Linked DNA regions of Homo sapiens: region 2 is linked to region 1. A link is a contact called in ENCODE Hi-C data. All regions are on one chromosome and are shown on one strand. The core of a region is the stretch at or near the end of the contact, and the rest is flanking DNA. Distances in the headings are between cores, read along the strand shown.

Region 1 (7,086 bases), core at 2,915-5,414:
TGAATTATCTCATATTGGAAGACAGACAAATGGACCAAGTAGCTACAGAAGTACCTTTCATGAACTATAAAAGAAACTTATATAAGGTCTGTGGAAATAAATTTTTTAGTAAGACTTATGCCATCTTACAACCCTGACTCCAATCTAGCCAGTTAATTTGATAACCATACCTTCACTTCTCTACCTCTCTATTTCCCCTCCCCAGTACTACCCACCAGAACTCCAGACTTTATCCTTATTGAACTTATCTCCATGCCATTCCTTTTCTAATTTTCTGTCATTTTTCATATGGTTCCATCTGTCTGAAATATCTATCACTCCTCTTGGCCATCTGTCAAACTCCTGTTCATAGATTTTAGCTTAAAAATTAACTATCAGATGAAAACTTCCCTGATACACCAAAGAAGGTTGAAATTTCAACTCTTCTGTTCTTCTATGCCCTTTGTGTGTACTTCCAGCATCTCTTTAACATGTCTCTGAGCTCCTAAAAGATAGAGTCTGAATATATATACTTAGTAACGAAGACATAAATTTTCAAAACTTTTATGAAATGAAGCCTGACATACAGAGGAAAGATGCTAGAGAAATTCATATCAAAGAACAGGTCTTTTATTCCTATGATGTTCCTTAGGAACAACTTTCTTGTTAATAATTGATCAATTTTATAGTGTAATGAAAATTGACTCCAAAGTCTCCAAATTGTCTAGACATCTTTATTATTCAGGTAGACTAACTTTTTTAAAGAAGCAAGCTGCAAATTAAAGTGTTTACCATGATAAATTTTATTTTTTGTTTATATAAATTCCAATGCTGATGTTCTTATCAAGTAGCTCAACAGGGTGGCTCTCTTTCACATGATGTCTCTCACTAATTCAGGCTTCATTCATTTTGTGAACCTACCATCTGTAAAACTAGGTTTTTAAATTGATTAAAAATGAGAGCAGAGCACGTATACTTAATAATGACAGTCTGTAATTGACACTTATCACTTCTGATCATGTTTCATTAACCAGAATTAGTCACATAGCACCATCTAGATACGAGAGAGACAGCAAATGTTATACTGTAGAAGACCATGAATATTGGTGGTCTGTTAGCCTTCTGTGTCGAACAAGTGAACTGGCATAAATGTCTGCAAATACTAAGTATTGTCTAAAATCAAGGATCTGATAACTGAAAAGAATTGAAATTTTCCAAAATACTCATCTGTAGATGACTAGAGAAGAGACTTAACTATGGATTAATAAACTATTTTTTCTGAAATGCTCTTTTTAATTTGGATTACTCTTTTAAGTTACAACTTGACAGTTTTAAAAATGCACAACTATGCCTGGCTCCCTGCCTTTTATTATTGTTTCAGAGGAAATATTTTTGGAGGAAATATGCTTTGGAAGAAATATTCATGGCCCAGTATAAAAAATTGGTTTTATTTAAAGTTCAGAAAATTGGTACCAGGTATTAGAATTTTGTTTTGTCCTTGATCTAAGTGATCTCTGTGAAATGCTTATTTCATTTACAATTACTCTTCCTATCTGACTTTTGTTTTTGTTCTGTGAAAAATGGGCTCACAATTCTAGCTCAATCATAATAAAATTGAGTATTGGTACTTTTTGTTATTGAACTCATATATGCACTTATATGGTATCTAGATTCTAAGAGAACTAGCTCATGCTATTTTCTTGACAAATTGCTTCTTGATTGGTATCTACATGTGAAGTAAACTACAAGGCCCATGACTTTTGTAAAATTTCAGTTAGATTAAATTGAGTAAGTTTATTTTCTGTAGAATATACCAAAAATATTTTATATGCTACTTTTATCCTATTGGAATTAGCTAATAATGATACCTCACATCATTGGTCTTACTTAATCTTTAGAGCAATCCCATAAGACAGATATATTTTTATTATCTTAATTTTATGAGCCTGTGAAAATGCAAAATGGTAATGCTAAGGTCACAATATTAACAAGTGCTAGAACTGGGGCAGCCTGATTCTAGTCTGCATGCTTAACCACAATGACTTAGTGCTACTACTACTGTAGCAGCTTATTTAGCATTACAAAGATGTATCACTAAGGGCATAATAAAAGCAAATGAAGACTTTTAGTCTTATTTGATAGATATATATTTATTAATTACTTATTAATGATGATATATATTTGAATGAACAGATTTATGAGTTCCAGGAATAAGAAAGACTCCTATTTTCAGAAGGGCCAGATGGTATAAATGATAAAGTATTATAACATTTTAGAGGGTACTGAGTTTTAGATTATGGGCTTTGCTTCAAAATCAAGAGTTGAATTTCAAGAAATAAATTTATATAAAACAGTTTTACTTATACTACATTAAATGAGTTGGGTTGCTCTGTTTCACGTGGCTCAATCTGTGACATTATATTTCTGAAACCATTGCTTTGCCATCGTTTCTTACTATCCCCTCCTAGACTTGCTAGTAAGTTGATGTGCTTCCAACATGACAGCTGCAACAAAATGGCTATTTTGGGAGCGAACTATTATAAATGTATAGAAAGAAAGATGGGTATTTTACTTGCTACTTCATGCAGGTTGCAACACTAGTATATATGATGTGATTAGATATTTTCAAGAACAGAGAAAATATTTTCTATTAAATGAGTTTAATTTTTCACTTCTTTCTATTCCACTGTTTTAACAGAGCCAATTATGTAGCTTAGAAATACAAATGTACTTTAAGAAATAACTCTTGCCTTAAGAAAAAGAAGGTATTATTTACTTTGAGACACGTGATATTAATATAAATCATTGCTGTGGTGCTAGCATAGGATACATTAAAGTCATTTACATTTGTTTATAAAGCTCCTCCCCTTTACAAAATAACTACTAGTAAATCTCTAAGCAGTAATTAAAGGAATTGAAGGTAGTATTGAAATATTTAATAGTACCCCCAAAATTCGATACTCTATAATTGAGACTTTAACCATTCTTAATAAATGCTCTAATTTGCCAAAAATTTGACTAAACTTTTTATGTGTACTTCATGTAGACATCAAATCTTTACTATTTATACCAAAAAACAAAAATAACAATAACAACAGTAACAAAACATCACACATGCTTACCTAGTATATAATTCTTGTAAGATTTTTCTGCCTTCTTAAGTAAATATTCCAGGATATTAAGATAAAGAAAGATTTAGCATTTTTATGGTCAATATTTTTTCCATGTTGCAGGTAAATTCTAAATATTAAATTTACTTTAGACCCTTAACATTTACTTGGATTTTGATATCATTTAAATACATATATATATAGAATGCTTCTCCTCAATTTATTTTGCAAAACATGGGTATATTTTACACAGCACAGGTATATTTTACTTAGTTTATATGGAGGCTTTGCAAATCTCTTAGTCTTTGCCTGTCTTAATTTTCTCAGTGTGAATGAAAGAAGATATATGTTAAAGATTAGAAATAATTTGAAAATAGTACCTAGAATATATTAAGCACTCAGTAAGTAGTAGCTAAATTTAAAATGGTAAAAATATGTATTTGAAACAGATTTTAGTGATTATATGAATTATAGTAAATTCTTAGAATATATGGCAACAATTTTGATCCTTCCACACACCCACAGTCATTTAGTGATTATGTCAAAATTGGTTTCTCGAGCACGTCCTCAGTACTGTCTGCTTTCTACTTTCACCTGTTGTTATTTAGTCACCACTAGATGGTGTCCTTTTATGTTAGTAGCTTTTAACTCAGTTTTCACCAGGAAAGAGGTTTCATTATTCCTTCCTTCTTTCTTTTCTTCATTCACTCATTTATTTCTTCATTTATTCATTCATCCCATCCATCCATTCATCCATCCATCCATCCATCCCTCCACCCACTCAGCTATCCATCCATTCACTCATGCTACCATTCATTTAATAGAACTTAATTGAAAAACAATCATGTGCTGGGCAGTGAAAATTTAAAAATAAAACAAAACTAAAACCAATTAAAAAAACCTTGGAATTTTACGTTGCCTCTGTCCTTAAAGAGCTCATAGACTATTTAAAGTACTTTTATTCAGAAAGCACTTACTGGGCACATACCTGTGTCATCTTCTGTTCTAGGTATTGTGAGCATAGATGAAGAAAAACAGGGAAAGCATCCTACCCTCTTGGAACTTGTATTGGCATAGAGAACAAGCAAACCAACCAATAGCTGTACAGAAAAAAATAGAAGGTAATTTCATACAAGTGATAAAAGGTAGCTTAGGGGATAGTTACCCCGACTGAACAAAACCTTTTCTCGTGCTCAGAGATACATAACTTATAGAATCCATTTTTATAAATAGGATTTTTTTCAGTGTTTCTGTTTTGATTACACTGCTTGCCATTGTCCCACTGTGCTTTAGTTTGTCCTAAAGCTAAATGTCCAGGAATTATAATTGATTTTTATTTTCAGCTAATTAATACTTCTCTAAAGTAGTTTATTTTGCCAGTTTGGGAAATGAGAACAAATATCTCTCTGGTCTCTTCTCTTTCTTCATAGTATTAGGCTAAAATGGAAATTGGGGCTATTCTTTTTCTTTGTCCACTTGAGTGTGTCTGGTGAAGGAAACCTCCCAGCTGGAATCAGATACTTGTACAGGAAAAGAACTGCTGAATGCCTAAGGCATGTCTGAGCAAGCTTTACTGCCCTATTTATAAGACAACAGGGTGCTTTGCTTAGAAAGCCCAGCTTCTTCTGGGAGCCCACAGGCAAATCTGTTACCAGGCAACAGATTTCTTATGAAAGCCAAATATAAAAGCCTACATCATTAATTAAACAGATAAGAATACAGTCTTCCCACAGTTACTAACCTGCAAACAATATAGTTCTGCATCTAATATGTATCAATCGCCATTTTGGTTTTAAAAGGATGCTATTGTTTTCAGTCATATACAGCGGGTAATTGCTGTGAGGGTAAGAAGGGAAATGGCCTGTATTAAAAGTTCACTTAGTAATTACAGTGAATGAATAATTTTTATCTATTAAAAATACAGTATAGCCATGAGGTCTATATTTAAACTTCAGGAAAGGTGCACATACTGATGTTATCAGTTTAGCATAAGAGGTGTCGTTTCAGTCTTAAGTGACAGGCAGAGGACAGACAGAGAACAAACAAGTCATAATATAATAGACCCAGAGAGAGCCAAAGAAGCAGAAAAAAAATTACACAACCCCAAATCTCAGCAGGTCATAGTCAGTATTTAAATCCCCCAAATCATATAGGAAGGGGGTATTGTACAACTGACCAGTGACCAGACTCACAATGCAGTTTTCATTATAAATATAAAACAGAGGTAATCTGCATTCTATTATTTTCTTAAGCGCTACCAAACCACGACAAATAAGTGTGACAGGTACAGAAAGATAGAAGGACCCAGGATCTAACATTGTACTAAGAGGTGAGTGATAGGTACCGGGAGGTAGGAGGACTCAGGACTAATTTTCCTCCTAATGAAAGATGAGAATAAGCTATTTGTAGGAAGATGTTAGTTTAATAATCTTAGAAAGTATGAGCTGACTTGAATATTAACTCAGAGTATTTGGTGAGAACTGATTCTCCACTTCCAACGGTAATCTCTATAACTGGTTTAAATAGTGATCTCAGTACAGTTTACAGTCCTCTGACAGGTAAGCAGGTGTTCAATAAATACACAAGAATGTTGATTTGGAAAGATATACTTTTATTTTCAAAATAATTTTAGTGATATTCTCCTTTCAAGTGCATAAGACTATGATATACTTGAAGGGGAGAATATAGTTAACCACTCTCTGCATTGCATGTTTGTTTTAATTTGCATGGCAGAGTGTCGTTTTACTTATGAATTTGACAGACGGGTAGAATCATATACATTCTCCATCTATACAACATGCTGCTTGAGCAAATTTTGGTTGAAATTTTTGTCTCTGGAACAATTATTAATGAGAAAATGGCTAGCAATATATGCCTATTTTTAGGAACTATTAATTTCCTATTTTCTAGTTTACGTTCTCCAAGTTGAGGAAAAGGCCTACAAGTCACAGACCTTGAGTATTATAAGCAACTACCACTCTGATTCCTTAAAGAATTCTTCCAGAGCTCAGTCATAATCTGCATCCAGCGTGATGCTAAATGCTTGCCAGTCTGGGGCAAAAGAAAAGTCAAATTCTTCTCTGGAAAGTGTCTCTGGTGCTAGGCCTAGAAAATAGGATGATAACAGCTGAATTGATGTTGCTACAAGTTTCTTTTAAAAAATAAATGATTTAATATTATTTCATGATTAAGTTTGATTTATGCTTCCCAGTAGAAATACCACAAAAACTTTGTTGTGTCCTTTTTTTAGGGTACTTTATCTGGAGGTATGTGATGTCTGTCTGGTAATGTCAATTTTGCTCAATTTGCTTGACTTTTTTCCCCATGTGATTATCAAATTTCTGTTTAAATTCTTGCCCATATCAATTATTACTATGTTGGTTGCAAAGTGTTGCTTATCTAATTCTACAATTTATCCACATTCCTTTCTTCATTGTTAATTAACTACTTTAGTTAGTTGGTTATGCATTTATTTATTATTACCTGTGCTCATGGAGACTTATTCAGTTAATCTAAAGAAGTTATTGAGAAAATTAGAATGTGGGTTATAGATAAGGTAAACATATCAATGTTAAATTAATTTATTTTGAAATACAAAACATACCTTTCTTCCTTGGAAATATATACTACAGTATTAATGGATAAGGTTACACGACGTTTGTAATCTATTCTCAAGCGGCGCAAAAATAAAAAATAAACTTGAACAACTATTTATATATATAGATAAATAAAATGGTCATACATTGACGTGTTTATGTATAAGTGTGATGTATATATATTTATATGAATTATAAAGCAAATGTAGTAAAATAAAAATAGGTGTATCTGAGTGTATGGTATATGGAATTTCTCCCTAATATTTTTTGTGACTTTTCAGTAAACCCAACATTATTTCAAACTGAACAGCTGAAGAAGAAGAATGGCATAATTATTATTGGCGTTTAGTACATATTCAACAACATATTTCCAGTGATACTTGTGGTCTTAGTATAGAATT
Region 2 (7,086 bases), core at 1,659-4,158, 1.0 Mb before region 1:
CTGTGTATGTCTTTGTGTGCAGTATTTAGAAGATGAGATAGGCATCTTTCCCCTTGGAAGGTTAGTGAAATGTGGGAGCAGCTATTCATCAGATGTCACTCCAGTCATGATGGAAAGGGAATTGCTATAAACCTCACAATAGACAAAAAGATGGACTAGGTAAAACTCGTGCAGTTGCTTATCAGGAGGAATGAATATTTTCATTTTAATTTTAACTTTTTTTGCCCTAGAATTTAAGCAACTTGAGATGATGGATAAGACCTAGCATACCCCAGGCACTCAAGTTTGATGAGTGAAAGATTATAACAGGCCAGGTTTTCCTACCTGTACAATTTTCTCTCTCAGGATTAATATGTCACTGATCATTAGAGAAATCCAAAGCAAAACCACAATGAGATACCATCTCACACCAGTCAGAGGCTGACACGGGTGGATAACATGAGATCAGGAGTTCAAGACCAGCCTGGTCAACATGGTGAAACCCCGTCTCCACTAAAAATACAAAAAATTTGCTGGGCGTGGTGGCGGATGCCTGTAATCCCAGCTACTCAGGAGGCTGAGGCAGGAGAATCGCATGAACCCGAGAGGTGGAGGTTGCAGTGAGTCAAGATCACACCACTGCACTCTAGTCTGGCAACAGAGCAAGACTCCTTCCCCCACCCCCCCCCCCAAAAAAAAAGTCAAAAGATAACAGATGCTGGTGAGGTTGTGGAGAAAGGGAATGCTTATACAGTGTTGGTGGGAGTGTAGATCAGTTCAACCTTTGTGGAAGACAGTATGGTGATTCCTCAAAGACCTAAAGATAGAAATATCATTTGACCCAGCAATCCCATTACTGGGTATATACCTAAAGGAATATAAATCATTCCATTATAGACACATGCACACATATGTTTACTGCAGCACTATTCACAATAAGCAAAGATGTGGAATCAACCTAAATGCTCATCAATGATAGAATGGATAAAGAAAATGTGGTACATATACACCACAGAATACTGTGCATCTATAAAAAAGAATGAGATCATGTCCTTTGCAGGGACATGGATGGAGCTGGAGGCCATTATCCTTAGCAAACTAACATAAGATCAGAAAACCAAATACCACACGTTCTCCCTTATAAGTGGGAGTTAATAATAAGAACACATGGACACAGAGGGGAACAACACACACTGGGGCTTGTCAGAGTATGGAGGGTGGGAGGAGGGAGAGGGTCAGAAAAAATAATGGGAACTAGGCTCAATACCTGGGCAATGAAATAATCTGTACAACAAACCTGTAGGACATAAGTTTACCTATGTAACAAACCTGCACATATACCCCTGAACTTTAAATAAAAGTTAATATATTTGTGTATGTATGTGTGTGTATATATATACATACATATGTATGTATACACATTTAATCTGAAATTTAAATTGTATCACAGAAGAACACACAGAGGTGTATATATACATGTTTGTACATTAACTGTAAAGTAGAAATTTGACATTTGACATTTGGATCAAGTATGAAAAAGCTGGTTTTATGTGCAATCAAAGCTTAGCTCTGGGCACCTGCCATCTTACTTCAAAGTAAAGCTTATTTTTGATTATTCAGAGAAAAAAAGGAATTAAAAAATAAGTAAAACCAATCTATTAAAAATTATTTTTGTTTATTATTTTATTTAGGTGAAACAAGAATCTACTTCTTTTACCCTTTTTCAATTTTTTACCTTTAAAACTTTTAACAGCCTAACTCACATTCTAAATACTGAAAGTGCATAACATAGGTCAGTGTTAATTTTTTAAATGTCAATTCAACTTAGTAGAAAAAAGCAATTGATGTGTTTCAGTAATAACTTCCACTTGTTTTAACTTGTTATGTTAGCACTTGCAATTCTGTTTAATTGGCATGTAATTTAATTGCCACATAAGTTATTTAATTATATACTACAAATGGGAAAAGTTGTTTATAGGCAATCATATCTCTTTTGTTAAAATCTGGAATACTAGATGTTCGTCAGTCTTGTGCTTATAGGTAATTCCTTCATGCTGATTATTTGCATTGCCTGATTGAGTTATATCACATATTAACTCATTCTGTCATTGTTTCTAGAGGGGTGTATATTTATATTTTAGTAACAAATTCAGACAGTTAAATTTCAATCTACTTTATTATTAAAGACAAAGGCACTAAGACCTGTGTTTCTCTCTTCATGGAAATTACAATATCACAATAATTCACAGATGTTATTTCTTCAGGCCAGGATGCCTTACTCTCTCTCCTTTCTTTGCCTAATTTCAGTATATTACTTTTGAAGGTTTACCGTAGGTGTTACTTTTACTTAGAAGGCTTTTCTGACCTCACTAATGATCAGGTGGCTTTTCTCTGTGTTCCTTTCAGTACCGTAACAATATAGGATGAGACAGAACTAGGGTATAGTCTTTATTTTTCAGTAGTGTGGCAACCTTGGACTCTAGCAGGATATCCTTGGAAAGCCTCAGGTTTTTTTGGTTGTAAATCAGGGATAATAGTTACTTATTTGATTGTTATGAAAGATATATTAAACAAACCTTATTATGTTTTTGCCTGATGCCTGGCACATAGAAAAGATTTGAAAAATCTAGCCGCCTTCTACTTAATGTTCAATAAATAAAGATTGAATGAATTAATGGATTACAATTATTTATTGACATTTGACTCCCACTGTTCTGTTCATTTATTCAGGAATGGGTCTGTGATCTTTTGCCTCACATAAGATAGAAAATAGTACTTTCCTCATAGTAAGTGGTTGACAAGTTGTAAAAACCTTTTGCTTTTCCATCTGACTAAATCTTCCATAAATGTTTCAAGTAAATATTACTCATTTAACAAGTATTTGTTAAACCCTTACTCTGAGCCAGACATTGTTCTGCAGGTAGGTTATACTTCAGTGACAAATACTCTGGTTTCATGGAATTTGCATTTCAATGGAGAAAGACTGACAATAAGCAGATAGACAGGCAAGTACACTGTCCAGCGACGAGAAGAGCTACAAAGAAACATGAAATAGAGCAAGGGGTCAAGAGAATATCAGGAGCAGTTGCTATTTTTATGCAGCATAGTCAGGAAAGATGATATTTGAACAGGAGACCTAAAGGAAATGAGGAAGTCAGTCCTGTGGACAGATATCCGGATACAGAGCTTTCCAGGCAGAAGGAATAACAAGTATAAGAAATCTGCTTTGGGAGGCCGAGGCGGGCGGAACACAAGGTCAGGAGATCGAGACCATCCTGGCTAAGACGGTGAAACCCCGTCTCTACTAAAAACATAAAAAATTAGCCGGGCATGGTGGTGGGCACCTGTAGTCCCAGCTACTCGGGAGGCTGAGGCGGGAGAATGGCGTGAACCCAGGAGGCGGAGCTTGCAGTGAGCCGAGATCGCGCCACTGCACTCCAGCCTAGGCGAGAGAGTGAGACTCCATCTCAAAAAAAAAAAAAAAAGAAATCTGCACTTGTGTCTCTTAAATATATAACAATTTTTAAAAACTTTAAAAGAAACTTTGGCATTCTAGCATTCGCTATACAGGGTGGCAGGCTAAGATGCTCCAGTAGATGCTGAGACCCAGTAAGTGGCAATCCACTCAAACCACTCACTATTCATCACTGGCAGTCATAGGAGGGTATTCAGGAAATACACAATCTAAGCTGGGTTTTAACAAGACCACTCTGGCTGCTGTGTAGGGAACAGACAATGGAAGACCACTTAGAGGCCACTGCAATAATCCAGTGAAAGATGATGGGGCTTTGGTGTAATCTTGTGTTTGAAAGAAATATCATAATCTAGCCCAACTCAGTCATTAAGCTGATGACATTAATTCATTCATTCAACAGTTTATGTATCTTGTAATATAACACATTGTATCTGTAATTCTTAAGGAGATATACCTGTGTGGTCTTATTCAAAACGGAGTAAACATTTCTGTAAAACCAATAGTGAAATTTGTATGGCTATATGAAATAAAGTTTAATTTTAAACCATCTTTCCAATGATGATTACCTACATTGAAAAATTCAAATATACTTAAAATAGTTTTCTTTCATTTTTTAACATCACAAGATAAACTAGTTTATCTCATATTTTCATCCACTTGGCTACATGTAAAGCATGTCCAAACTTGTAGGAGGCTGAATTATAGACAATTACCCCTTGCAGGTTTGATATAGGACACTTGTACATTGGCAATACTGCTTATTTACATGACCCTCATGGAAGCTCATTATTTTGTAGATCAGGATGTGGTAATCATTCCAATGAAGAAATCAATATTACGTAGCCAAATCTGGTTCTTATAAGAAATTTTATTTTTATCATTTTATTTTTTCAATTCTTAAAATTTATTCAGATTGATATAAAATTCCAAAATATGAATAAATGCCACCAGATGGCATTTAAATTAGCCTCTGAAATACATGTTGCAGATTTTAAGCAGATGATTAAAAAATAGACTTTATAATAAACATAATTTTTATTTTCTGATCAAATATTTTTGTAGATAGAAATAATTCAGCTTCCTTGCTTATTGTAGGATATGTTTTCCCAGGTGATAGTTCTAATTACATTAGCTGGCAACATTAATTCACTCTATGTTTGAATTTTTATTCCTTTGTACCTCTTTTTAATATATTCAACACACACTTTGTTTTTTAAAAGAACACTGTAATAATTATTCCTGTGGAACCATGTAATGTATTGAGTGAAATGATTTTAAAATATATATGTCTTTGTACATAGTACCCATACAAGTGAATATATATGTAATATTTATAATTATTATATTATAACTTTGGTTAATTCAAGTTTCTTCTTTATTTTTATTTATTTTTTTCTTTGTTTCTGTAAATTATATTTTAACATACTTGACTAAGTGGTATTATAATTAAATACTCTGTTCTCACTATTCAGCTGTCACAGGTAAAATATGTCTAATACATAAGAAAATTTTCATTGTTTGTTTCTAGAATACTTCCTCGCACTTCATGGGTTAAAACAGATGTATACACACACTCATACACATGTGCACACACATACACACAGGAGTATGTATATATTGTATACATATATGTGATATATATACTTTAAATATATACACTTTAATGAATGGGACTATCTGTTCCTGGAAGCTGAGGGATTTATATTATTTTTAATACTTTTATCTTAGTTCATACATACAAACACTCAGTAAATATTTGTTAAATAAATGAATATAAGTGCATGCCCTTGTCTGATTCTCAATGGGAAAATGTATTCTTTTGAGTTACTTTGACAGAGAGGGAAATCATGGCCTATTTTTCACTATATTTAATTTCTCAATTTATAACTATAGCTATTGGTTTAAGAATTTTAGGATGGGTACAGTGGCTCATGCCTGTAATCATAGCACTTTGGGCGGCTGAAGCAGAAGGATCGCTTGAGCTCAGGTGTTCAAGGCTGCCAAGAGCCACGATAGCACCCCTGTACTCCAGTCTGGGTGACAGAGCAAGACTCTGTCTCTAAGTAAGTAAGTAAATAAATAAATATTTTAAACCTTCCTTTGAAAAAACATTTATTACGGTCATCCAGATTTCTCAAGGACCTTGAGTGTGTTTTTCATTGGAGCACTTAAGCACTGTTGACACAAATTGGTGTCTCTGAGTCCTTGTCTCCAAATTGCACTTATTAAGCACTGCCTTCAGGTGAGATCAATATTTTTTGAAAGTCTCCAAATTTACTTTATAAAATTATGTGCTTGTATTTGCTGAGCAATTATGCGCTCATAAGATGTGAAATATTTTAACTCTTTCCTAAGACCACACACAAAGAAAGCTATCTACACTAAAAGGCCAGACTCTCTTTTTTTTTATTTTTAAGAAAAATAAATGCTCCTTTTGTTTGTAACCATATAGACATAAAGGATCTTTTCAAAATCCTTCTTCTTTCTCAGAGTCCACACCCAAAACATGCTTTAATTTTGGCTGATGTTCTTTCCTAAGAAAATTTTCTACTTGCTACATCTCCACATTCCCTGCCCTGACTGAGGCTCTGACCTCTCCCGAGCTTTCTCAGCAGCTTCCTGTTTACCTTCCTGACCCTAACTAGTCTCTCTCCCTTCTTTCATATTGCTGTCAGGGTGATTTTTCTAAGGTGAAAATCTGATCCCTTCACTGTTACGCTTACATTCTCCAGTGGGTCCCTGGAGCCTCCTCCTTCAATATTTCAGCATTCCCTTCTCTGTGACACTGTCCCTGATTCGTGAAAGGTCATCTCTGTGGGCCCTGTGTTATCTTAGGTGTACCCAACCCAACCTGACAACCTTGACTATAAAAAATAATCTCTCTATATTTAGGTGTGTAGATAGAGATATTTCTTCCCAGAAGTCTGTGAGATTCTTGAGTGTAAGGATCAGACCTCCCCCTATCAGTCCCAGTGCCTGTCACAGCACCTGAAACATACCAGGTATTCACAAAAGATAGATTTGTAGGAATAAAATCTATCCAAGCGATCCATTGTTTCCATTTGCTTTTGCTGTTGTTGACACAATGCACTTTATTTCTTACCAGCAGGTGTCGCAATAGCTCCATGTTTTCAGCATGATTTTTGGCTTTTCTGCTTTGCTGTAACATATTAATTGGGCTGTTATGGGAAGGAGATGATAATTTAGGCACTGTTTACAGAATAAAGCTGATTTAACCTTCAGTTTCTCTGTGAACATTTTTTTTTCCAAACATAGTGTTCCAACTGAAATTGCCAAAGTAAAAGGAAGACTTCAAATTTAAAAAACGATTAGAGTGAAATAAAAATTCAAGCTAGGGCATCAAGTTAAAAACACAGGAAAAATGTGAAGCACAAAATCAACACCTCAGAATGGTAATGGCAAAATGACAGCTATAGCCACACAACTGTTTCTTTCCATCTCACAAGCGAAAAGCAAATTGTGTTTGGTATTTTAGCAGGAGAGCTCAAAGGAAAAACATGGTCCAGAGTGAAATGTGCCTTGTTTTTAGGGTTCTTTCGCTTTGAAGAGCTCGAGATACTGACAAAAAACTTTAAATCATGGACCCATGAACATTAGAAATGTAACAGTTT

The links. A loop is a pair of places that touch in the nucleus more often than their neighbours do. Pooled maps may share reads with other maps.
Region 2: a loop to region 1 is called in a pooled map, with 3 times the contacts of the local background. The contact joins the enhancer-like site here to the promoter of LINC02238 in region 1. A Hi-C loop is called at or near these places in 1 of 168 maps with a recorded cell type or tissue (endothelial cell of umbilical vein), 2 of 37 single-sample maps with no recorded cell type and 16 of 50 pooled maps.

The regions. Positions count from the first base shown.
Region 1 is chr1:73,671,757-73,678,842 of GRCh38, reverse strand. It overlaps LINC02238 (long intergenic non-protein coding RNA 2238), which reads right to left and starts at 4,164. Exons shown (of 4, transcript NR_146300.1): 1 at 4,067-4,164.
Region 2 is chr1:74,689,478-74,696,563 of GRCh38, reverse strand. No RefSeq gene overlaps it. Among named protein-coding and RNA genes, the nearest start is that of ERICH3, 19 kb to the right of the region's middle. Within about 2 kb of position 2,908, at least 2 of the 41 ENCODE cell types and tissues checked have a DNase peak (open chromatin) inside an H3K27ac peak, as active enhancers do.